Regions from separate parts of the Mus musculus genome. Here regions 2, 3, 4, 5 and 6 are each linked to region 1. Evidence: chromatin loops called from intact Hi-C (ENCODE). Cell type or tissue: heart. All regions are shown on one strand. Region 1 holds the start of Foxd2 (forkhead box D2). Region 2 holds the start of Cmpk1 (cytidine monophosphate (UMP-CMP) kinase 1). Region 3 holds the start of Trabd2b (TraB domain containing 2B). Region 4 holds the start of Tal1 (T cell acute lymphocytic leukemia 1). Region 5 overlaps Gm33655 (a long non-coding RNA gene). Region 6 overlaps Gm33655 (a long non-coding RNA gene).

Region 1 (4,000 bases):
CCACTCTCATTGCCTTTAACTACAATAAATATCACAGGGCCTGGGGCAGAGGAGAAGGCCAAGAGGACCGCTAGCCCTGGATGGCTGGGCCTATGGACCACGGGAAAAGCCAAAGAGGGCTTTTTTTAAAATAAAAAATAAAATAAAAAACAGCCAAACACCAGAGAGAAAACATTTTCCTCGGGGAAATGGGCTCTGCGGTTTCTTCAAGGATTGTGGAGACCCCGTTTCACTTCTCTTAGCTTCCCGACTGTGAAGAGCCTGCCTTAGGCTTGGAGGGAACCAGCTTCCTTGAAGAACAGCAAAAGGAACCAAAAAAATTTTTTTTGAAAATTTCTCTTAAGCACAAAGCAGATAACAGATGTCTTTAAATTATAATATTGGATGAGCGGGTCTCAAAGTTGAGGAAGGAATGGGGCAGTGGGTTTTTTCAAGCCATGGGTGATTCTGGCGCGATCCAACAACCGACAGGCGTATCTCTGCCAAAGCATTCTCTGACTGTGAAAGGCGCAAAGGCAAGACACAGAGAAGGTTCCTGCTCTCCTTTTTGATGCTCAAACAGAAAAGCGGTCTCCGCTTTAAACCTATTGCGTAGATCAGGGAGGCCAGGGAGCCCGCTTCGTCCCAACTGCCGGTGACATTCTGAGCTTGCAGCTTGAAGTGCCCGATAACGCGCGACGGCCTAGGTCTGGAGACTCTTCATAAATAGACTCCCTGAATTCCGCTGGGACCGGCCGAGCTCCCCAGAGAGGTTAAGGAGTGAGGGCCTAACTGGCCCGAGCCCGGTGCGGTCAAAAGTGGCAGCCACTGAGGCCCGCGACTTTGCTGGCAAACGAGGGCCCTGAAGACAGGAGTGAGTCCCCTGGGTGCGAGAGGCGGATGTGGCCAGCCACCGGAGTCAGGGCCGGGGCAGTCAGCATGGCCAAGACTTGGGCTTGACCCCCAGGACCTGCGGCTGCGGCGAATGGCGATCCCGGAGAACCGTCGCCGCTGCCCGGGGGTGCGGCCCCGCCACCACCGTGGCCCATGATGTGGTCTATAGAAAAGGAAGGCCTCTGGCCTGTCCCCGCGCCCCCGCCACCCGCACCACCGCCGGCGTCCGTCTTGAGGCCCTGACGCAGGAGTGCAGTGGACAGGCTAGCCGCTGTGCCAGCTGCGGGGGGACTCAAGGACGCGGGGTAGAAAGCCTTGGCGCAACCCAGCTCTGCGCCTAGGAAGGCAGGCAGCCCTGCGGGGCTCGGGCCAGATCCCGGGGCAGGCGCAGGGGCCGGCGCCGAGGCCGCGCTTGCGAAGACCGAGGCCGTCGGAGGTCCGGGAGGAGGCGCCGCGGCGCGGCCCGGGGGAACTGACAGCTGGCAAGGCGCGGTGGCGGCGAAGGCGAAGGCGTGCGGGTGCGGATGCGGGTGTGGGGCCGGGCCCGGTGGAGGTGCACCGTAGGCCGGGAGCGCCAGCCCGTAGCCGTAGCCGTAAGCGCCGTAAGCGGCGAAGCTCGAGAGGAAGGCGCCAGGGTCCCCGGCCGCGGCAGCCCCGCCACGCAACAGCAGCTCCGGGTGAGGATGCGGGTGTGGATGCGGTGGCGGCAGAGGCTGCCGCTTGAAGCGCTTGCGGCGCCGCAGGAAACTGCCGTTGTCGAACATGTCGGCCGACTCCGGGTCGAGCGTCCAGTAGTTGCCCTTGCCCGGGTTGCCCGGCTCGCGGGGGATCTTAACGAAGCAGTCGTTGAGGGAGAGGTTGTGGCGGATGCTATTCTGCCAGGCAGGGAACTTCTCCCGGTAGTAGGGGAAGCGGCCGCTGATGAACTCGCAGATCTCGCTCAGCGTCAGGCGCTTCTTGGGGCTCTGCAGGATGGCCATGGTGATGAGGGCGATGTACGAATAAGGTGGTTTCACCAGAGGGCTCCGTGTCGCCGCGCCCCCCGACGGCGGCCCGGGTCCCGGCCCCGGCCCCGTTGCGCCTCGGGCTGCCTGCACGCCGGGCCCCGGGCTTCCCGCTGCGGCCGCCGCCCCCCGGGGCGCTAGAGCGCGGGGCTCGCAGTCAGAGCAACCTCCCGACTCTTCCTCGTCCTCAGCCACGTCCGCCTCGGCTTCCTCCGGGGGAGGCTCGTGGCCGTGAGGGAGCACGTCCCGAGGGGCGCGGGGCCCGGAGCGGGCTGTGAGCTCCCCCCCACCGCTGCCGCCGCCCACCACGTCTATGTCTGCGTCGGGCTCAGACAGCGCGGCCGGGGAGCTCTCGGAGGACATGATCTCGCAGCAGCAGCTGCCCAGGGTCATGGTGCCGCCGCCGCCGCCGCCGCCTCCTCCGCCGCCTCCTCCGCCGCCGCTCTCCGGCTCCGCTCGGCCCGCGGCTCCGGCTCCGCCGTGCTGCCTCTCCGACCAGTGTGTTTTGCGCGCGGGCGGGGAGGGGGCGGAGGACAGGGAGGGGATGTCCCCTAGCTCCTCAGCGCCCCCTGGTGTTGAAACTCTAGGACTTTCACCCTGCAGGGCGCACCCAACCGGTGCTGCCCCGGGACTAGAAAACCAGGCACTGGAGAAGAGCAGTAAAGCAGCCCGTTACTCGGTCGAATCTGGGCTTCTGGGCCCCTAGACACATAAGTGGGGCTTCAGGAGATTAGTCCCTCCCGCCTGGTGGCAGCCTAAGGCGGAAGAACTGTGGGCCCGGGGCGGAGCTCTCTGGGCAGGGTGGGGCGGGGAAGGAAGGGGGCGGGCAGAGGTCCTCTGCTCCCGGGCCCGGCGGGAACAAACTGCCGCGGTGGCGGGAGCTAGGCTCGCTTGGCTGGAGGCGGGTCATCCTTCTCCTCGCAGCTCCCGCAACCCCGTGGCTCCCTGGAGCCACCACCACCTTCAGTGCGCTCAGTTACTGGAAGTCAAAGCTTATGCCGGCGCAGCTGCATCTGGTGGTGGCAGTGGCTACAAACCTCCTCTCCTCATCTCCCCAAGGCGGCGCCCGGGCCACCCGGGCCGAAGCGCGGATGGATCGCCAGTGAGCCGAGATGGCCAGACCGACGCCGCGGACAAGGACCTACTGGAGGCTAAGGGAGTTCTGGAGGACAAGTGAAGAGAGTGATCCAGAGGAACAAACTCGGGCGCCGGAAGATCCTACTCAGATAGGTGAGAAATGTCTGCGGTGGTCCTCTCTTTCCCCTCCAAGGCCCTGGCCCTGCCACTGTCCCCAGGAAGACCGTCTGCTCTCACTCCTCTTAGTGATTCGTCTCCGCATTCGCCGCATTCTCCGCACACCCACAGGTCCTTAGCTTGGGTTTGCAGGATTGATTTTTTTTTTTTTTTTTTTTTTTTTGTCTCAGCATCTCAATCTTTATAATTGTCTCTCTTGACCCCCGTGCATATCCTGCGGAAACTGAGTTTTCCTGGATGTTTGTTCCTAAGTCTAACAATCCCGCTCTTAATTTCCGGATTTAGAGACTCTTACAACAGAACTCTCACGGAGATGTCCCCCCGAAGAAACTTAACCTCATCCCTGGGCCAGTGTTGCCCTTTTATCTGGGGACTTTCTCCACAGAAGGTTGGTCCAGTATGCTTTTTCTGCTAGCCAGATTCTTTTGCCCATCTTTATCCCTCTTCCCTACTCTTCCTCTAGGACCCAGAAACAAGTTGCTCAGGTTTATACTGAGCCCATTTCAACCTCTTGGGGCTGGAAGGGATTGGGAGAAGGTAAGAACTGGACAGAGGCTGGCTGTTGCCTCAACAGCGCCTCACAGTGGCCAAGGCTCCAGCATAGGGGGCCTCAATACCTGCTGTGCACTCCCAGCGCTCTGTGACCCTCCTTAGGTAACTTCCTTTCAGGGCCCTACTTTCCTGGTGTGCACCGCAGGATTAAGAGCAGGACCGGGGGACTTAAACTGCTGGGATCCCAATTTTGGTTTCACCAGTTTCCAGCTGTCTCACCTGGCTAATTTTAATCTTTTTGCCTGACTCTTCCTCTAAAATAAAATTTAAAACACCTACCTCAAGCCTGACACGATGGTTAGCCCTTGCTTAAGTAA
Region 2 (4,000 bases), 79 kb after region 1:
CTTAAACATTTGCATCTATGTGCAGGTGTGAGACCTCATTTAGCAGTCACAGATACAAAACAAGACATTTCATTTCTATTTTCTCCCTTCTTACAAAGTAACTTAGGCTAAAAGTAACTTCTCTGGGGCTAGGAAAAACAATAGCAATCTCTGGGGCTAGGAAAAACAATAGCAGGGTCAGGTCTTGAACTGCTTACCTGTTTTGACTCACTCCCTCCTTTACCATGCTATCTATATTTTAATCATTTTACTTATAAACTGAAACCATCCACTTGTCATTTGGCTTTCTAATAGATAAAACAAACAGAAGTAAAAATAAGGAGAAAAATTCTATGTGCTTTGTGATTAAACTGATTTTCCAAAGTTATCTGTAATTCTAGACATAACTGTAAAACACACAACTTTTAGACCACATTACTTTATTTATCTGTGGTTGTTCTTTAGAGAATAGACTATAGGGCAGGAGCTGAATATATGAACGTGGAAAAAAATACAAAGCAAATATAGGCCACGGCTTATAGGAAAAGAAGAAATTATCAAGTTCTGGGTCAAAACCTTTTATCAAGCACTCAATTTAAAGGTGAATGTTGGGTGTTTTTCCCCAACCCTGCCATTTCTTTCTGATTGTCTTGTTTTCCTTTAAAACACTGCCCAAGACAGTCCATTAAGCCTTCCTCACCGCATCATTACAGCTCATAGGGGCTAGAAAAAACAAGACAGTCCATCACTACAGCTAACACGGGCTAGAACCCATACCTGCTTGAGTTTAAAGTCTTTGCCTCTCTCCGTGTACATGCCACCCCTGACCTCAAATACTAAAAGAATGGAACTGGTAAACTTATGTCAAAACTTTAATTGTATTTAGTTATTTGTGTGGGCAAACCCTTGAGCTCTAGAGTGAACATCATAGGACAACTCGCGGGAGTGGGGTTGTGGTTCTCTGTGGGTCTCAGGGATGGAACGTGGTGGTAGGCGCCCTTACCCGTTCAGCCATCTCTGCAGTCCTAAAGCAAACATTATTTAAAAAATGATAAGAGGATTTTATAGTTGGGTGGTGTTTTACTTTCTCGGAGAGCAGAGTTTTTTATTTGCTTAGACAACTGAGGTTCACTGAGAGTGAGTGACTCACTCGCCCAAGGAAAAGGGCGTGAGTTGTCAGCTGGGCCAAAGGTTAGCGCCTGGGCTCTCACAAATCCGGCACTTTAACTACCACAAGATCCGGGTCGGGTTCCTCGAGGCCGGTTAGCCGGAGACTGACAGCCAGAGATGTAGCGAGAAGACCCGGATCCCAGGAGTGGAAGCAAGGGCGCGCGGAAACAAAGCACTCGTAGACTCGACGCCCCTCGGCCCGGGCGCGCGGTGGCCGTCGGGACTCGTAGTCCGCTCCCCACAGCGAGGGGCGCGGCCGCCAACGCGGCTGCTCCCTCCGGCCCCGGCCCGCTCCGCTCAGCCCGGGAGCTCTCCGTCGCCCTCCCGCACGGCCTCACCTCGACAATGCGCGCGCACTGGGTCCCCTTGCCCGCACCGGGCCCGCCCAAAACGAACACGACCAACGGCTTCATGAGGTGGAGAGGGAAGAGCCGCAGTGTGCGGGTCAGCGGCGGGCAGCTCGGGACCAGGACGTGCGGGAGCAGCCGACGACAGCTGCTCAGCATACAACGCGCTTCTGACAGCGGCCGGCGCGGCGGCGCGGGCGGGGCGGCAGGGAGGGGGCGGGCAGAGCGGGCGCCGGGGCCCCGCCGCCAGCTGCCGGCCGCCGTGACAGGAAGGGGCGGGGCCTCCGTGCGCTGCGCCAGCTTCCGCTCGCGGTTCCGGTTCTTCCTAACGTGGCTGGAGACCCAAGGCATTTCAGTTTCAGAACCTGGATTGACGTTTAGGCAGACCAGTGGTTCAATCTCCCGGGTTTCCCTTTCCCAAGAGAAGCGGCCTAACCGAAGAGGCAAGCACAGGAGTCAGTAGGAACAACGGCATTGTTGGGAAGGAAACCAAAGGAAAATGAGAACAGTTTGAGGTTTGCAAAGAAGGCCTCTAAAGAGGTGACCTTGGAACCAAGACTTGAGGACTGAAAAGAGCAGAGACTTGGATGCAGTGACCCGCCAAGAGAGAAGGGCATGTTAGAAGGTTAGGGCTGGATAAGTGGAATGGAAAGTCATTAATGGAGAGTTGAGTCGGTTATGGAAAAGCACTTAGGTTATATTCTAACCGCAGGGAAAGACTTTAAGCTTAGCTCTGTTACCCTGACTCGGGCCATTAGGGAAAACTCTGAAGAGAGAAGAAAAAGAGTGAAAACTGAGCCTGGATGAACACAAACCTTTGAAAATTGGAGTCGGCAGTGGTAGCATTTTCATGGAGTTTTTTATAGTAACAGAACAAAGCTATGAATCATGGCAATTTTTTTTTCAGATAACTTGGTAGAGATGGTTTCTAGCAAAGCTGGTACTGTTATTGGCCCCAGATGCCAAATGATGACGAGAGGGATGAGACAAGCTGATCCAAAGGTAGTGAGTTATCTCAATGGATGGTTCACAATCAGTTACAGATTAAACTTCCTTCCTCCTCACTGCTGCACTTGACTAGAGATAGAGTAAGACAAAGCCCACCTACCTCAGAACTCCCCCAGTGTGCTTTAAATTGGGCCTGCAAGCTCACTTCTCGGTCTTTCTTGGTAATGGGAGACCCCAGCATGCTGAACTTCTGCAAAATAAAACACTCTTTGTATTTACATACTTTTTGAATCCAGGGTGTCATTCTTTGAAAAGTCATGGACCCTTACAATCACATTCTTAGCCTTTGGGTTTGGAAGCTAGGATTCTGTTTGTATGTTACAAATGGACTTACCTAATAGTCACAAGAATGTTAGGTCACATAGAGGTGAACAATAAATGGTTGATTGGGGGCTAAGATAGATAATTTGGCTTTGGACCTACAATATTCCAGCTCCCCAAATAAGAAACCTGAAGTCAAAGGCTGAAGCAGGAAGATGATAGGTTTGAAGCCTGACTGTATTCCCAGCACTTGGGAGGCAAAGGCAGATGGAACTCTGTGAACTCAAGACCACCCTCATCTGGTTTACACTTTTAAGGTCCAGACCAGCCAGAGCTACATAGACTCCCATCTCCAAAACAATAATGAAACCCAAACAGCTCGATACAAAATTATATTTGCAGCAGCTGGTAGGTGGAGGTATGAAAAGAAGTATTTCACAGCCAGCTTCAACTACATAGCAAGTTCCAAGTCAGCTTGGGCTACATGAGACCCTGCTTAAAACAAAAAACAAACAAACAAAAAAATTTCAAAGCCAAAATAGGCCCAAGAATATTTAGCAATAAGAAGCAAGGAGCTTCCAGGTTTGTGTTTTTGTGCATGGAAAAACAGAGCACTTGAGACTTGAAAGAAACAAAACTAGTCCTGACTCTCTGTATTACCAACAGAAAGTAAGTGCCTTGTCTGGGGCATTGCCCCACTTTTGTACAGATATTAAAGCAGAGAGGATGGAGCGTGTACCAAGAGTACACAGGCCTTTCTTTAAGTCTTACTGCTAATTAGTCACTCTGGCCTTAGAAAACTACTAAAAATCCTTGCACTTTAAACTGGGACAAAAGTAAAATGAAAACTTGTCTAAGACCATCAAGAAGGAGTGGATAGTTGGGGGTGATGGTACACACCTTTAAAACCAGCACTCTGGAGGTAGAGGCAGTCGGATCTCTGATCTACAGAGCAGGTTCCAGGGTATCCAGAACTACACACAGAAACCCTATCTTGAAAGGAAAACAAATAAACAGAAAAAGCCCAAATGGACTCAATTCTTAAGATTGCAGGTTTTAGTTTGCTGACCACCTATGACCTAGAACACCTGATGGTAAATTTCAGTCCAAGCTCAGAAGGTTCCAACCCCCCTGCTAGGACACTAGCATATGAGAATAAGGAGAACCAGTCATACTAGGAAGAGGTGGCAGGAATATGAGACAGGCCATTCTAGAGCTAGGCATGGTGAGCATGC
Region 3 (4,000 bases), 500 kb before region 1:
AGTGATCACTACCCTGCTTTTTGCCTCTGTACATATGCTCACTGCAGTGCTTTTTGAAGTCAAATAATATTTTATCTTGAATATGACTCTTTTAAAAAAATGTATGTCCTCCAAGTGTATAGTCTGATGTGTTGACACACCATGGTTGGCTTCCCACTCACTCACTCTCTAGCTGATGGACAGTTAGTTGGGTTGTTTCTACACTCTGGCTATTGTGAAGAACACATGAATGCATAGAGATTTGTGTTGATGTATGCTTTCATTTCCCTTGGATTGACACATTTATTTGCTCTCAGGTCTCATTAACAGTGTCAGTGCCTAAGGCAGTATCACACACATCGAGTCACTGAAAAACAGTGAAGCCAGGAAGAGGTCTGGAGAAAAACAGACTCCAAGAGGCTGTGGTCTACGCTTGCTGACTGCCCTACATGACATAGTAAAGGAGGAAGTTACAGCAGTTACCTCTGACAATTAGCCGCCAAAACCTTTATCATTTTAGGGGAAAAGACACGATCTGAGAGAACTTTTATTTGAAATACAGGGGGAAGGTATGAAAAACTACTAACTCATAGTCACACATACCATCACTTTAAGTTTGATCTGGTCGGTTTTGTACTCCCTATCTGCCATCTTCTAATTCCCCAGTGAAGACCATGTTCCTATCTCTCTGTGGAAGCAGACTCTCACTCTAACCAACTCACTGCTCTTTCGAAGCAGATGGGTGGCTTTAGGGGGAAAGGGGCTGAGTCAGGGCAGTATCTCTCAAGAACCTCTCTTTGTTATGACTGCAGATCTCAGAACTCTGTGTGTGAGAGACAGAGCTACTACATTATGCCCTGGTGTCCTGTTTTCTGGGCACTCTGGTTTGCTTAGCATCTGTCACCAAGCAGGTATGTGGGATAAGAGGCTGAGCAGAACAAGTTGCTCCTGATATCTAGCAGTTTGAACTGTAGGCAATTGCAAAGAAAAAAGTGGAAATTTCACAGCCACCTCTGGTGCTTACATCCTTCACTTTTAGTCCAGTTCTTAGTTGCTCGCATTCTAGGCTCGGAGAGGCAAGTCATTCTGCTTCACTCACACTTTGAGCCTTCCTTTCTCTAGTGGTTCCATGTGCAACCGAGGCAGGAGTGGAGAGAGGGGAGGAGGGCCCTTAGCTGGGAGCCAAAAGGCCTAGGATCAGGCCTTGGCTTCCACTGGCCACTCTGCCTCTACTTTGTTCCCTCAATCATGAGCCCTGTAAGTAAAGATATAACCTAGCCACTTGCAAATTTGAATCTTGGAGTATCTTCCCATGACTGTATACATACAAAGGCATGCTCTCAGGCCTGGCATGATGACACAGGTTCTGGCCATCTGCTTTCTGTAGGCAGTCCCTTGAAGGCCCTTTTATCCCACTTTTATACCTTGGCAGCAGGTGATCCATCTGCTTCACTCCCTCCTCCTCCTCCTCCTCCTCCTCCTCCTCCTCCTCCTCCTCCTCCTCCTTCTTCTTCTTCTTCTTCTTCTTCTTCTTCTTCTTCTTCTTCTTTTTTCAAGACAGGGTTTCACTGTATAGCCCTGGCTGTCCTGGAACTCACTTTGTAGACCAGGCTGCCCTCTGCCTCCTGAGTGCTGCTGGGATTAAAGGCATGCGCCACCACACCCGGCCACTTCACTCCCTTCTATTAGCTACTGCTGATTTAAAGATCTTAAAGATCATCTCCTAGGGCTTTGCCCTGACTCCAGGGCACCTCTGATATACCTCAAAGTGCCTACCCATAGCCTGTCCTGCTGACTGCTTATGCTCACTAGGCCTCGCAGATCTGCTCTGAGAAACTCACCCATATCCCCAAATTTGTCTCAGCCTGACTTCCACCTCTTAGCCTGAGGTCCATTGAGCCTGCCTCAGGAACCCTTCCTCTGCCTGCCTTTTCTTGGTCTTCTGCTATGATTGTATTTTAATTGTCTACTTGCATATCTCATCATGTCTGTCAGCTATAGACTTCTGATAATATCACACAATTTATCTTTAACCTCCAATATCAGGATAGAGTCTTAGCAAATCTTGTTTAACAACAGCGGTGTGTGTGTGTGTGTGTGTGTGTGTGTGTGTGTACACCCAGAGAAACAGACAGGAGAATGACTGACTGAATGGAGCTTCCAAGGAATTCTAATTGTTTTATGTTCTTTAGACATGTTTTAATTTAATGTAGTGGGTCTTTGCAGAGTGCCTAGGAACACATGTGGTGGTGTTAGGCACAGCAGCATGACAAAACGTTGTAAGCAAATACCACGTTTTCTGGATCTCCAGTGACCATCTCATTCTCCGATATACCTCGAAGTGCCTACACAAATCCTGTCCTGTTAACTGCTTACTCTCGCCAGGCCTCGCAGATGTGCTCTGAGAAACTGGCCCATGTTCCCAAATTTGTCTCAGCCTGACCATTGGACTTCCACCTTAACCCAAGGTCCACTGAGCCAGACGCCCTCTGGCGGTAGCGCTCAGGAGCTACATCCCGGCGCAGAGCTGGAGAGAGGAGAGGAAAGGAGAGGGAGGAGGGAGGAGGCGCAGGCAGGGGAGGAGAGGAAAAAGTTGCGCTGGGAAGTTTGGAAAGTTGGGAAGTGGCTGCTGCGGGCTTCGCCTCCCTCCGCGCGCGTGCGAGGGAACGAGCGAGAGAGCGAGCGCGGAGCCAGCGAGCGCCTGCCATGCCCGGCAGACCCCGCCTCGCCGCGCCCGGGCGCCGAGCTCGCTCCGACTCCCTGCGGCCCGGCCCGGCCCGGCCCGCCGCGGCCCCGGCCCCCCGCCTCCCGCGCCGGGTCCTCCCCTCCCCCGCCCGGCGGCCCCAGCCCCCCGCCCGGCCCGGCTCCGCGCCGCTCTCCCGCCCTCCTCTCTCCCTCCCTCCCGGCCGCGGAGCAGCATGGCGGAGCCCGGGCAGCGGCCGCGCGGCCGCCCGCCGCCCCTCTGAGCCGGGCTCGGGGGCAGCCCGGCACCTCAGAGCAGACCCCCGCCCCGCCGCGCCCTCTGCCGCACTTGTCCCACTGCGCGCCCCCTGGAGCGCCGCGCACCCCTGGGACCCTTGCGCGCCCCGGGTGCCCAGCATAACCCGAGTTCCCCCGCTCACCCTGGAATCTCAGGACTGCCCCAGGAGCCCCGCGTACCCCTGGACCCTGACGCGGCTCCGGGACCCCCACGCGCTCTAGGACCCCTGCGCGCTCTCAGAATTCCGGGGCTCGGCCAACCCGGCTGCGCGCCCTGGTGAGGGGCCCCGCCCCAGAGGATCCCCCTCTTCCAACAGACCGGAGCCCCGCCCCAGAGAGACCCCCAGGTCCGACAGGGACATCCAGCCACGCCCCAGCGGGCTCCCAGCATCTCGCGCCTGGAGCCCTGTGCTCCAGAAGATCCTCGGTGCCCAGCTGGGGGCTCCCCGCCCTGCTGAGGGGGCGCTGCCCAAGAGGGACCCCCGCGTCCCGCGGGCCCCGGCAGGATGCACGCCGCCCTGGCGGGGCCGCTGCTAGCCGCCCTCCTTGCCACCGCCCGCGCCCGTCCGCAACCCCCCGACGGAGGACAGTGCCGGCCGCCTGGATCGGTGAGCGAGCACCAGCCCTGCCACTCTCCCGCCTGCCTGGACACTCCAGCCTGAGGGGCCAGGGTTTGGGACCAGCCTTCTCCATTCAGCCCACTCGCTCCACCTCCGCCCTCTGGGCACAGCCTGGGCTCCCTTCCCTAGCATCTGTCCTCCCGGACTCCAAGTCTGAGCCCAGCCCAGATGGTTCCTTCTCCACTCGCGGACAGTTTCCCCTAGACTTTTGGTCTTGGTTGGATGGATCCCCTCTCTGTGTCCGCTTCTAACTCTCCTGTCTTTTATCCTACCTTTACCCTTTGGTTGCCTTCTTCTGACTTCATCTTCCCAACACCTAGTACCCTTTTCTACACCCTGACTTCCAACCCTTTTGCTGTTTCATTCACACAGTGCCCCAGGCCAGGCATCCCTCCCTCTCCTTGACCCTTTTTCTGACCTAA
Region 4 (4,000 bases), 150 kb after region 1:
CTATGAACCCGTGGCTGGTGGCTGACCTGGCTCTCTATACCAGGCTGTCTTTGAATTCGTGGGTGTCCACCTCCCTCTGCCTCCCAAACACCACCATGTGTCCACCATGGTCTCACTCACATAGCCCAAACTGGCCAAGAATTCTGCTATTTTTGCCCTTATCTTTTGGATTACAACAGCCAGTTTCCACCATCATAGAAAGAAAAACCCAGATACTCCTCAGCCCATTGGGTTCCTACAATGTACCTATGGGCTTCAATGTCAAACTTCTTTCAAATCAGGCTTCTGTCCCTCACTAGAAATTTAATATTGAGTTATTGACACAGCCCTGTCACCCCCTCCCCCCACTGTTTTCTCACCTATAAATTAGGAATAATAAAAGCACCAATGGGGAGAAGTTGGATGAAGGGGGAAAAGTATCACTAAAGCACACTATTATTCAAAGGTGCCCTAATGATATCCAATTGTATGGTATTTAAAAAATAAAAAATAAAAGCATTACGAAACCGGGTGTGGTGGTGCATGCCTTTAATCCCAGCATTCCAGAGGCAGAGACAGGTGGATCCCTAAGTTCGAAGACAGCCTGGTCTACAGAAAGAGTTCCAGGACAGCCAAGGCTACACAGACAAACCCTATCTCAAACAAAACAACAAAAACCAAAAAGAGAAAGAAAAGAGCTAATTTAGAATTTTCTCATTTATACACCTGCTTATTTTTATTTTTGCAGTGCTGAGAATTGAGTCCTTGGCCTTGCACAAGATTGGCAAGCCCTCAAACTCCAGTCCTTAGGGATATTTAAGGAAAATCAAACTGTATAGTGCAAAGAAACAATGTACTAAGATTAAAGAGTGTGTTAAGGAACATGGGGGCTTGGGGATGGGTGGGGGGGTGTTCTGCTTTCATCCTGAAACCAAGCTTAAGGGGCATTTTCATCTCTCTATTGATATCTGTTCTGTCCCCCTATAGAGTCTTTTATCTTTGAGCAATTCCAGTTTTAGAGCGGTCAGGGGCCTGTGCTGATGAGGGTCAGCGAGGAACTGGGTGTTGAGATACGGAAAAAGGAGAAACAGACACTCTGGCTTTGGAGAAGACAGGAGAAAGAATGAAGAAGGGAGGGTTGGTTGGGAATGGGTCGGGAGACACGGTGGTCTTAAGAGGCTAGACAACGGCCAAAGCCGCTGAACGAGCATCTGGGAGGCGGAGATCCGAGTCGGGTTGTTTGTAGGGAGCGGGAATCCCGAGGGGCCAGGGGTGGGGAACGGGCGGAACCCGCCGGGTCCCAACGTGAGCGCTCAGCCCTCTCCTCTGCGCATTCCTGGGCCATCCCAGCGCCGCAACCCGTCCCCGCTCCCTCCGGAGAAATTGCCAAATTAAAATGAATCATTTGGCCCATAATGGCCGAGGCGCTTATCGGGGGCGGGCGGGCCCGAGGCGGCTCCTTATCTCGGCGGCGCACACGGCCGGCGCTAACGAGGCCGCGGGCGGGAGCGGGATTAGAGCGCGCGGCGAGGCGCGGGCGGGGGCTGCCCAACATGGCCACGCACACCCCCAAGGCGCAAAACGTGAGCGTCCCGGCCTTCTTCCCAGGGCCGGGAGACAGTCGCCTCCCGTGGAATTGCCCGTCCGTTTCCTCCGTCTTTCCCCATGCGCACTCCAGCCTCGGCTCCCTCTCCCCCGTCTCTTCCCGGGGGGCACTTTCCACGACGCCCCTCCGCTGCCCCTCCCGCCGGGGAGACTCTCTTCCTTCCTTCCCCTTTTCCCCTTGCGCAATAGACAGAAAAGCGCAAGGCGCTGGCGGCTTCCATTGCTTCTGGGCGGTGTGTGCGGGCGGCCGGGTTGAGAGTGCTTGCGTGAGCGGCAGGCTGCGGTGGCTACTCCCCGCGTGGGCTTTTGGCGATAGGTCGTGTGCGGGAGTGTGAAACCCTGCGCTGTCTGGGTGTGGAGATTCCGACCTCTCTGCGTTTTATTCGTTGTATGTAAATTGCCCTGTTTCTTTTCTCCACAAGGTCGGTCTGGTGTATCGCAGTGTGTGGCCTTGGACAAAGTGTTAGGCTGGTTTCGTTATGTCGGGCGGGTGTGATCCTCACCCTGTGAGGTTGTGTGTCTGTGAGCGTTTGCGTGTGACTGATGTCGCTGTGTCATGTTGGACAGTATGCCGGTCTGCCTACACCGGCTTGTGGGACAGAGCTAGCTCGTGTTCATCTGCTTCCCTCCTCTGGGCCTGGACCATGTGTGGTCCTGTCCAACAAGAGTCCTATGCCTGTGTGCCTGTGTCCTTTAGAGGTGCGTTTGCAAATCGCTGGGGGCGGGAGTGGGGGGAGGGCGAGCGAGAGATCGAGGCGCTGGTGGGGGCGTCAGCATGGGGGCGGGGAGTGGGATTTCACATTTTATTCCAAATTATGATGTATTCGGGAGCCAGTGTTGGCTCGGATGGGCGGACAGAGCCCAGTGGGCGGCAGCTCTGTCCGGAGGCTGTCTGTGCCTTGGTGTTGCGGGGGTCCCCTGGTGTGTGCGGGGGGAATCTTCTAATCTGGAAGATGAGCCGCGCTCGCTGAGGCCAGCGTCTTCCCGCCCGCAGCGCCAGGCCTGGATTCGCGCTGCCCCTGGGTTTCGCCTATTTCTGGTCAGTTTCGCGGGTGCGTCCGCGGTGGTTGGGAGAGGCTGGGAAAGACAATGGGCACATTTTCCAGGTCTGGTGCCAGGGGTGGGGGTCCTCGGGATCGTCCCGGGGGACATTTTCTCAGTCCCTTTCCCATCCCGGTCCAGTCAGACCCCCTAGCAGGTTAGCTGCCCTTGGAGTCCACTTACGTTGGAAGGACCGCTTCAGGGCCACCTTAGCTGGACAAGAAGGATCGCGTTTTCCCCTTTTACTGCGATTGTTAATACCTTCGTCATCATCACCATCACCCTTAATATCCGCTTTTAATTAAAACAATCGAACAAAAAGCTCACCAGTTCTACCCTTTAGCTTCTTTGGAGGGAGAACAAAGCAGTCCTGTCCTGTCTTAGGCCCCTCCCTAGCTGCTTTTTTTTTTTTTCCCCTAACTTGCCAGGTTTGGGGTAGGGAAAGAAAATGAAGAGGTAGTCAGAATAAAGAGTCACTCCATAAAACAAACATTAGCCTCAAGTAACAACGGGAACGAGTGTATTCCCCGCGTCTCCCCTCCTCTTCCCTCCTTCTCTGGATTAGCAAGGAGAAAGAAAACCTCCCGCACTGAATTGAAAGCCAGGGAGGAGGCAGTTCTGAGCTTCCGCCAAAGCCGCAGCGGAGAGAAGGAAGCCTTCGCAATTAACCCAAGACTTCGATGTGCCATTGGGCGGTGGACATCTCAGGCAAAACAATTAAAAAAAAAAAAGGAGGCGAAAAATAAAAGCAAACGAAATCCAGCTACCGCTCTTGGAAGTGGCGTCGGTCTGCTTTGGCCCGTCTTTCCTTTTGCTTTGTTTATCGCTGCGAAACAGTATAAGAGGTGTAAGAGTTAACTCTCATCTACTGCCAGTCAAAACCCCGAAAGTCGAAAATCTTTTGCAAAGGTGGTGGAAGAAATGGTGAAATACCTTCCTTTATATCTCTGCATCCATTAGAAAGAAAACAAGGGACCCAGCTAAAACAGATAGAGCTCTCTCTCTCTCCCTTTCATCCCTGCAAGGGAAATAGGATCTTTGGAAACAGGTTCTGCCTTGTCCTGGGCAGGAACTTGAAAGATGGGGTCATGAGGAGTATGGGACCAGGGCTCCCAGGTTCTGACCCAGCAGCCAGGGCCTGAAAACTCTTGGGTTTTTGTTGTTGTTGTTGTTGTTGTTTTTGTTTTTGTTTTTGTTTTTCCATCCCGTTCTCTCCACCCTCGTCAAATAGAGAATTACATCTTCCTGCTCTGGCTAAGCCTGGGCTAAGGTTGTGGGGGCAACCCGCATAGAGACGTCCATGCTTAGAAAACAAATTCGGCCATACTGAATTAGACAGATCCGTTAGAGGGTTCGAACACGTTCTGGGCAGCCT
Region 5 (4,000 bases), 240 kb before region 1:
TCCACTGCATCCACTGATGTTGAAGGAAAGGACACAGCTCATTCTCTGAAACTGAACAGAATAAGAGTTACTGCAGCCTATCGGTGTGCTCTGAATTTGCTGCTGGTGGGTTGAGGAGCCTCAGAGGGCGCCTTGGGAGGGTTAGAGTCCTGCCTCTCAAAGCTGGGCACCCAGCCTAGGCAGCAGCACGTGGATCATGTGAGAGCTTCCAGCTCTCTAGCCTGCCTCTCTCATCTGCTGACTCCACTACAGCAAGGGACTCAGCAAGTACCGGCAAGGCTCATAGGGAAGTCTGCGGCTCTAGATAAGGGAGCCACAAGGCTTCTTCAGTCCCACACTCCTGGCTTAAGGTGGGGGGCAGGGTTGGCCCTTTATCTTATTAAAATTTTTTAAGCTTTTTAAAAATATTATATTTGTGCATGTTTGTATAATTCATGTGTGGATGCCCACGGAGGCCAGAAAAGGACACAGGATCCCCAAATGGTTCTCACCCTTCCTAATGCTGTGACCCTTTAATACAGTTCCTCATGCCAGGTGATCTCCCCCTCCCCCCCAACCATCAGATTATTTTTGTGGCTACTTTCATAACTGTAAGTTTGCAGCTGTTATGAGTCGTGATGTAAAGATCTGATATGCAGGATATCTGATATGTAATCCTAAGGAGATTGTGACCGACAGGTTAAGAACCTCTCCCCCAGATCTAGAGTTACAGATGGTTGTGAGCTGCTCAACCTGGGTCCTGGGAGCCAAACTCTGTTCTCTATAAGCAGCAAATGCTCGTAAGCACTGAGCCACTGCTCCAGCCCCAAGCTCCTAAGTTCTTTCCATTGTGTCACCACTAAAGGTCCCTGAGAGCCCTTCACCCTGACCCTGTTGAGTCTTATCCCCCACAGAACAAGAACCTACCATATCCTTCACTGTCATGGCTCACCAAGACAACCCCCATTTCCTGAGCATCCTCACTCTCATCTGTGAAAGCTCTGTGTGTGTGTGTGTGTGTGTGTGTGTGTGTGTGTGTGTGTGTGTGTGTGTGTGTTTACCTAGTGGCTACTGGCTTAGAGCTGATGTGTCCCTATCTTCAAGAAGGACAAGGCCTCAAAAGACTTGTTTAAGGCCCTAACTGAAGCTTCATTGAGACACCATTAACCAGTTCTGCTCACCGCATAGCAGCTGTCTCAGCCCTGAGGTTCCTGGTTTACAGACAGCCATGGGGGGCCTGGGGTGTAATCCTCAATTCCCAGCGACCCCCTCCCCTCAGCAAGTTCCCTCAGCAAGGGCCGCTTTCCTGTTTAAGACATCTTGCTTCCAGGAAAGTACCAGGATGTCAGTCCGTTCTCAGGAAGTCCTATCTAGATTCATCGAACCGCTCCATCCCTAGCAATCCCCAGGCACCACTACCAACTCTGGTTTGCCGGAGGTCTTGCCACCAAGACCCGACTGGACTCATTCCAGAATTTGATGTCTGAATCCTAGCCCAAGGGAACATTAGAAGGGGCAGCTGATCAGACCGGCTCGAGGCTCCACTACTCACTAGCGGCTTGCCCAGCTGGGCCTTAGCTGTTCTGTTTGTATAGTGGGAAATCAACCCTGCTCTATCAGCCTCACCGTACACCTGTAAAATTCAAGATCACAGGTAGAGGTATAGGAAAACAAAGTGGTACCAGATGCTCTGACCCAGTGTGCGCCATGCTTTGTAGCATGCTAAGTGTATATCCTTCTACTCTTCCTACTTAAGCTGTCCGGAATGCATGTGGCAAACAGGCAGCAGGCTTTTGATGCCTCCCTTATCCAAGACAGACCAGACCTAGAGTGTCCGACCTTGAGCCTGGTGCAGCTATCGCTGAGAACGCAAGAGGGCGCCATGGCCCCGTAGCGAGCCAGCTCAACCGACCTGCCAGCGTGCCATTTTCCCTCTCGCTCCAGGAGCTGTGCCCAGACAGCAGTTTCCAGGCTTCGCCAAACTCAGAGAAGTGCCTGGAAACCTGGAGAATCCAAGAGGGATGGCAGAGTGAGAGAGAGGCAGAGTCTGGGCTGGAAATATGATGTCCAAACAACACACTGCTTCCCGCGTTGTTTGACCTCTCTGACCTTCATCTACAATGGTGGAAATAAAATCTCTCCCTTGCCTCCCGGCCAACACAGCCGCCAAATGCTCCCCAGTCCACAGACGGAGATCTCAGTTCAGGCTTGCCTTACAAACTGTAAAAAGTGAAGCCTATTCTTCCCCTCTCCACCCCCCCCCCACCCCTTTTAACTTTATCTGAAGCCCCTTGGGTTCCCATTTTATGCGCATGCAAACTAAGGTTCGGAAAACTCCTTTGCGAGTCCAGTGGTTCATCCACGTATAGTTGGGCTGATCTCCGGACTCAGGCTCTAGACTACCTTCCTGGTCCCGCGTCATCCGCTTGGGTGGTGCTTAAGAGGCCACCAAAGCGCCGGAATGCGCAGCCAAACTCCACCAGGCCAGCATGCTCAGGGAGCAAGCAGGAGTGTTCGGACCTCAGATATGCTTTCAGCCTCTAGCTGGTCTACATGCCGCCACACGGAGATTCCTGGGCTGCCTCTCAAGTCTGTGGTCCAGGGGGCACCAGCACCCGGGGTCCCATGGGGTCTCCTGCGCCCTCCCCGAGCCCTTGCTCAACAGCTGGGCCAATGCGGTGGATGGCCGAGTCAGGTGGGCCCCAGCCCGCGCCCTGAACTAAGGCTGTTTGCACACATGTAATTAGTGCTAATTGCCCAGGGTTTTCAAAGCTTGCCGGCTCCCAGCGCGAGAGCCAGGCAGCCCGGAGCCGCTGCTCTTCACGTCAGCCCTCTCCACCCGGCTAGGGCCGCCCTTGATCCTGACGCCCAGTCGCCTGGCTATGTGCGCCCCAGGGTCTACGCGGCCGCCACGTGCGGGCCAACAACAGTTTTTGTGTCTCCAACGCGGTGCATCTGGAGAGGCCTCTGAGACAGGTTCGGGAAGCCGTGTGCAGATGGGTAGAGGCGGGAGTAGGGGCGACAGGGTTGTTCTGCTATGAAGGAGGATAGCACCAGCACCTGGCTCCCGTAGCCATTGCAGGTCCAGAAGGATCCCTGAAGTTATGGCTGCAGCTGCGCTGTGCAGCAAAGGTGTCTGTCACACACTGAACTCCCAAGCTGTCCTGTTCCGCAGGAACCGGCCATCAGCGTTTCTCACCTACAGGTGGCAGAGCCTAGGCGTAGAGATGTTAAGCAAGGGCGCCGCTCAATGGCCAGGGCGCAGGATTCAGGTTCTGCTCGAAGTCAGAGAGTCTGACTGCAGGGGGGGGGGGGGGGCGGGCAGGAAGGGAGAGTTTTGGCCTCAACCAGGCCTGGGCCTTTGCTCTCTGATCCGAGGCTTGTCCCTCCAGCCCTATCTGAGACCTGTTCAACCCTTAGGACTTTGACCCGTAAACCCCCCGATAGCCCGAGGGAAGCCACCACAACCTCAAAGGTCTTAGTTGAGGTGGGGGTGTTGGCTGCAGTTCCCTCCTTCCCTTGCCCTGGACTCTTGAGCCCACCCTGCTGAGCCTTTACTTGCTGGATTCCAGAGCATTTGTGTTGCTGCTGTGTTCCTCTCACCTCCGTTGCTGTTTTGCTCTGACTCTGTTTTCCACTGTCCTCTTGAGCCTTTGTCTATCATTGCCTCTCTCATCAGATCTCTGCCATGCAGCAAACAACCGCCACACACTCGCACGCGCGTGTACACACACACACACACACACACACACACACAGCCCCTGCAAGGAACACACACCGGCAGAATCCGCCTTTTCAATAAAAAAACGACAACTGGGAAACAGAGTGAATTAAAAAGCATTAACTTAAAAACAATCCATGTGTCTGCAAATGCATTCCAAATGGCAGCCCTTCAGGGCGGGGGGGGGGGTGTGAAGGGGGGAGCATGTTGGCCACATTTCTGGAATCCCAGATACATGGGATGAAGGGGGCTCAGGGCACCACACCCTAACCACCTGGGGCAGCAAGGTCTCAGGAGAGG
Region 6 (4,000 bases), 260 kb before region 1:
GGGACAGAGTGAACCCAGGAATAGTTTCAGAGGCAGAGCCCCCATCGTTGTATGCCAAGTTTAATTTAGACCCTGTGGGATCATGGGTAACAAAGTTCTTCCCCTCTGTAGCCCCCTCTCTGAAGAAAGAACAAAGCCCCTCCATGGACTCTCACATACTTCTCTAGATCTTGGAGAAATTAGGGTGTTGGTGGGCAAGATGGGAGTCAGCCAGAAGAACCCTCCAATCAGCAAATTTGGAAAGGGCATATCCCAGGAAGCTTGACTTGGCTAGGGTATCCCAGTCCCATCCCTACACAGCCTAAACACAGAGCTGAATTCTGGGTCACTGGGTGCAGGAGAAGACCTGGGCAGGGTCAATTTGGAGGCACATAGGTTCCCCATGTTAGAGTTAACAGGGTGAGCATGCATGAACCACCAGAGCCTTTTTGTCTGCTGCCCTCCAGCCCTGCATATTGCAGACACCCTGTGGCCTACATTTGTAAGTCACTCCAATCATTTAAGACCAACCCCCAAAGCGGTGTGGCAGGAAACATTTGTTAAACACTTCCACATCAAGTAAAACTCCGTCTGATCACAGTTCTGGGATTGCTGACTACATGAACTTGGGTAAACATCTTGCCTCCCTGAGCTTATGTTTGCCCACCAAAAGGCACGGCAAGAATGCTGTACAATAAGATACTTCCCATACCTAGCACAGGGCCTAGGGCATAGTCATTACTGAGCAATTAATAGCAATAATAATAACAGCAAATCCTGCCTTCTTTGCTTTCATTCTTTCCCAGCTCCCACTGGCCTCCCCCTCCCCCACCCCCACTCTGCAGCTAAACACGGATGGCACAGTGGTGATGTTTCCTATGTCATTTCTGTCCCTTGGATCAACTCTACACCTTGGCACTCTTCCCTTAAAGAGAGTTAAGAAGCTCGGAAACTGGAGCTGGGGTTTCTGCTCCCCCTTCCTCTCCCCGGGACCCAGGTTGTCCTCCTCGGGTACCCATAGGAGCACAATAAAGGCTGATTGGGCTAAATGGGCAATTTATGGCTTCTCTTTGAACAGGCCTTAGATGATTACCTTTTATGAGGCTTACACTTTAGACTCAAAACGTAAAACAGAAGCTCAGGCTAGGAAGCAAATAATGGGATATTTTATGTGCTGTTCTGGAACAAAAGTCCACAGCTTTATTGCGATGGCTGTAAAAAGAGCGTGATTGGAGAAGCTTTGATTGAGAAACACACATGGAAAGAACCGCAGGTCAGGAGACCGGAGGCTGTCCTGAGTTTCCCACCCTGTAGCACCACCTAGCCAGGCCTTATACTGTCTGTCTTCAAATGGCAAAACCAGGAACCACCCTCTGCACCATCCCCGCAGCAAGCCCTTCTCTATGATTCCTGAGTCCTCACATCTAAAATACCTTCTTCTCAGGGTTCACTGATTCTAAAACGTTGATTCTCCAGACATGACTAATCTAGGCTGCTCAAGTCACACTGTCTGAACCATCTCCGGATTCTAGAGTAGAAAGGGTGCAATGGTTGCAGGCACAGACCTAGAGCGTGGAGGCCTGGATTCAAGTTTCCACCCAGTGCTCATTAGAATGTGACTTAGGAAAAATCACAGTATATAATGAAAATAAAGATCAGCACAGTGGGATGAGGTGTTGGAGAGAAAGAGAAGAAACAGCTCACACAGGGGCTGCTGTTATGACTGACACGGAGAAATCTCTCTGAAGTTGAATGAGGTTGTTAGTGTTCAAACACTCAACGAATATAATGTCTCAAATAAAAGACCATCTAAAATATGCTGCCACATAGGAGTGTGCCTGAAATGTGTTCTGCAAGCCCAAAAATCCAGGAGCAGGGCTGTCAGCATAGCCATGGCCACCAGAGGGCAGGCTCTGGTTGCTGGTCTGCCAGCCCTGCGGGATCCAGGAACAGCACTGGGGCCAGTCCTTCTCCCCTCCTCCTGCTCTTTTAATTCTTTCCTCTTAGGGGACCAGAGATCAGAGGCATAGGGAGAAACTGTTGCAATTATTATGTTTTCCTGAAAACTCGAAACTAGCAATGCAAAATAAAAGGAGACCCTAAATGGTGTGTGATCTCTATGTGTGCAGTTTTAACACTGGGCTCCAGGCTGAGGCCTGGCCTAGGCTTTGGGGTCAGCATGTTGAAGGCTTCCCCAGCAGGTGATCCATTGTCCAGCTACCTAGTGTCTGACCCCCACCTCCATGTGATGCTGAGCTTAGAAAAGTTCGAGTGTCACACCCAGGCCATTCAGTGCAGAGACCAAGATTCAGGTGTGAACCTTCCAGAGACGGTGCTTTGTCCTAGATAAGCTGAGCCGAGCAGAGGCTAGCCCAGCTGAAGGAAACCAGGTAAGGAAGAGTGAGAGTCTGTTTTAGGAGTTCCTGGCTATTATATCTCTAAGACCATCCTTCAACTATTCTTGGGAAACGGATTTTAAAATGACACTCTGGGACCTTGCAGAGAAAGGATCTGACCCATTAAAGAGCTGGGGCCTGAAGTCAAGACATACCTAGGTACAGTACTAAACAGAAAGGATGCGGGCAATTGATAGTCTTCTGCGACCTTGGCCAAGGCCTGTTGGATGTCTGGCCTTCAGGTGACTATTCAGGACTAGGGTCAGTTGGGACAGCAGGAGAGGGCCTTGTGCTGGGGCACCCAGCGGGGCTCTTCCATGCCTGGGCAGCACTGTGGCCAATATTGACTTTTGTAAACACCATTTTGCACCGAGCTCAGGGCTAGGGCGGGGGCGCCCTGACCCGGGGGCGGAGGCAACGGCTCCGCATTTAGACGAGGCCATTAGCAGCGATCGATGGCTGCGCCGCGCGCTCTGGCCGCTGGGCGCTCCCAAATGAAGGTTAAGTTTGCTCTGCGCCCCTGCGAGGCAGGCCATGCGGCCGCATAATGGCCCCAGGACCGGCGGCGGCCCACATGCCCAGGTTAAGCTCAAGCGGCTTGGTGGGGAGGATGCAGAGAGAATGGAGCTTGTCGCTGCAGACACAGACAGGGAAGGCTGAGCAGGCATGCTTTAGAAATGTGAGCACCCTGGTCTGGCTCCCTGTGGGTCACTTGCTGGGCTCTTGTGGTACTTGTCTGATTGTTTGGTGTGTACTGGGCCTGTACCTTGGCTTCTGTGCACCTGTTGGAATGTATGGTCTGCGGTGTGTGTGTGTGTGTGTGTGTGTGTGTGTGTGTCCGTCCGTGTGTCCCTCCAGCCTGGTCCTGATCATCTAGAGGGGCTGCCTGGAACTCTGGAGCTAGCCTGTCTGGGAACCAAGAGGCCTGGATGCTACTTTTCTGACTGCCACCCCTCTCTATCCAGCCTAGATCTCATTCCTTAGAACCTGACGACCCTACCCTAGCCCGACAGGGACGTGTTCACACGTGTAGTTGTGAGTGCCTGGGCTGTGGGAGTAACTGGAGGCTGCGTGTGAAAGGGTATGGCTGTTCAGAAATGATGAGTCTGGTTCTGCAGCAGCTCCAGGCTGGAAAGTATCCCCTGGGCCCTGTTGAGCGTCTCTCTGTAACCTAGGCAGCTTTGTGCCACAAATCGACAGCTCAGAGCCAGGTTTCCTGGCAGTTTCATCTGTCAGCTCCACCTCAGATTGAGCACAGTTGCCACTTTGCATATTTAATGAGTGCCCCCAAAGTGCCAGTGTTTCGAAGCTGTCACATTAATTCTCATATTTACTCTTCTCTCCACTTTGTGCAAATGAGGAAATGGAGACTCGGAGAAGGGAACGAGTTGGCAAAACAATGAAAGCCGACCAGTGAAGGGAGTGGGGTTCAAACCGTGCTGCTTGTACCAGGTCCCTTCCTTGCACCTTGCTGGCCTGAGGCTGCGACCTTGGGCAACAGGCAATGTGAAGTGCCAGCTTCTTGGCAAGCTGCAGGAGGCTGTGTTCTAGAAGGCAGTCATCGGAATGTGATAGAGATAGGAAAGATTCCCCAGCCAGTCTCCCCACTAGAAGCTGAGTGCCTT

Evidence for each region. Hi-C counts contacts between places; a loop is a spot of excess contacts. Peaks named below come from ENCODE experiments on the same cell type or tissue, not always from the same donor. Only the 100,000 strongest peaks of a DNase experiment are listed, where the experiment ranks them.
Region 2: it touches region 1 in a loop (2.5-fold over the local background); 5 of 42 quality-filtered maps call a loop at or near these places.
Region 3: it touches region 1 in a loop (2.3-fold over the local background); 3 of 42 quality-filtered maps call a loop at or near these places.
Region 4: it touches region 1 in a loop (6-fold over the local background); 17 of 42 quality-filtered maps call a loop at or near these places.
Region 5: it touches region 1 in a loop (4-fold over the local background); 32 of 42 quality-filtered maps call a loop at or near these places.
Region 6: it touches region 1 in a loop (2.2-fold over the local background); 8 of 42 quality-filtered maps call a loop at or near these places.

The regions. Positions count from the first base shown.
Region 1 is chr4:114,906,552-114,910,551 of GRCm38, forward strand. Foxd2 (forkhead box D2) reads right to left here and starts at 2,347. Exons shown (of 1, transcript NM_008593.3): 1 at 1-2,347. The coding sequence starts at 2,270. The coding sequence ends at 792. It overlaps Foxd2os (forkhead box D2, opposite strand), which reads left to right and starts at 2,706. Exons shown (of 4, transcript NR_030721.2): 1 at 2,706-3,107. In heart, CTCF peaks have their summits at 2,475 (motif pointing left) and 3,719; DNase peaks (open chromatin) are centred at 2,060, 2,550 and 2,650; H3K4me3 peaks cover 3,615 bases; H3K27ac peaks cover 2,344 bases; H3K27me3 peaks cover 3,914 bases.
Region 2 is chr4:114,985,479-114,989,478 of GRCm38, forward strand. It overlaps Cmpk1 (cytidine monophosphate (UMP-CMP) kinase 1), which reads right to left and starts at 1,750. Exons shown (of 6, transcript NM_025647.3): 1 at 1,488-1,750. The coding sequence starts at 1,655. In heart, no CTCF peak of the experiment used is centred here; DNase peaks (open chromatin) are centred at 1,403 and 1,573; H3K4me3 peaks cover 2,537 bases; H3K27ac peaks cover 2,195 bases.
Region 3 is chr4:114,403,354-114,407,353 of GRCm38, forward strand. Trabd2b (TraB domain containing 2B) reads left to right here and starts at 3,371. Exons shown (of 7, transcript NM_001085549.1): 1 at 3,371-3,566. The coding sequence starts at 3,465. In heart, a CTCF peak has its summit at 2,473 (motif pointing left); DNase peaks (open chromatin) are centred at 2,498, 3,398 and 3,628; H3K4me3 peaks cover 1,653 bases; H3K27ac peaks cover 1,573 bases; H3K27me3 peaks cover 2,729 bases.
Region 4 is chr4:115,055,249-115,059,248 of GRCm38, forward strand. It overlaps Tal1 (T cell acute lymphocytic leukemia 1), which reads left to right and starts at 2,563. Exons shown (of 5, transcript NM_001287388.1): 1 at 2,563-2,623. Gm52674 (a long non-coding RNA gene) reads right to left here and starts at 333. Exons shown (of 3, transcript XR_003955097.1): 1 at 1-333. Gm33786 (a long non-coding RNA gene) reads right to left here. Exons shown (of 2, transcript XR_376559.3): 1 at 2,809-4,000; 2 at 2,374-2,661. In heart, no CTCF peak of the experiment used is centred here; DNase peaks (open chromatin) are centred at 1,263, 1,733, 2,273, 2,713 and 1 weaker place; H3K4me3 peaks cover 3,135 bases; H3K27ac peaks cover 3,941 bases; H3K27me3 peaks cover 2,094 bases.
Region 5 is chr4:114,664,004-114,668,003 of GRCm38, forward strand. All of the region lies in intron 1 of Gm33655 (a long non-coding RNA gene), which reads right to left. Among named protein-coding and RNA genes, the nearest start is that of Gm12829, 14 kb to the right of the region's middle. In heart, no CTCF peak of the experiment used is centred here; DNase peaks (open chromatin) are centred at 208 and 1,858; H3K4me3 peaks cover 1,472 bases; H3K27ac peaks cover 561 bases; H3K27me3 peaks cover 3,786 bases.
Region 6 is chr4:114,646,006-114,650,005 of GRCm38, forward strand. All of the region lies in intron 1 of Gm33655 (a long non-coding RNA gene), which reads right to left. Among named protein-coding and RNA genes, the nearest start is that of Gm12829, 32 kb to the right of the region's middle. In heart, a CTCF peak has its summit at 1,878 (motif pointing right); no DNase peak of the experiment used is centred here; H3K4me3 peaks cover 469 bases; H3K27ac peaks cover 607 bases; H3K27me3 peaks cover 3,716 bases.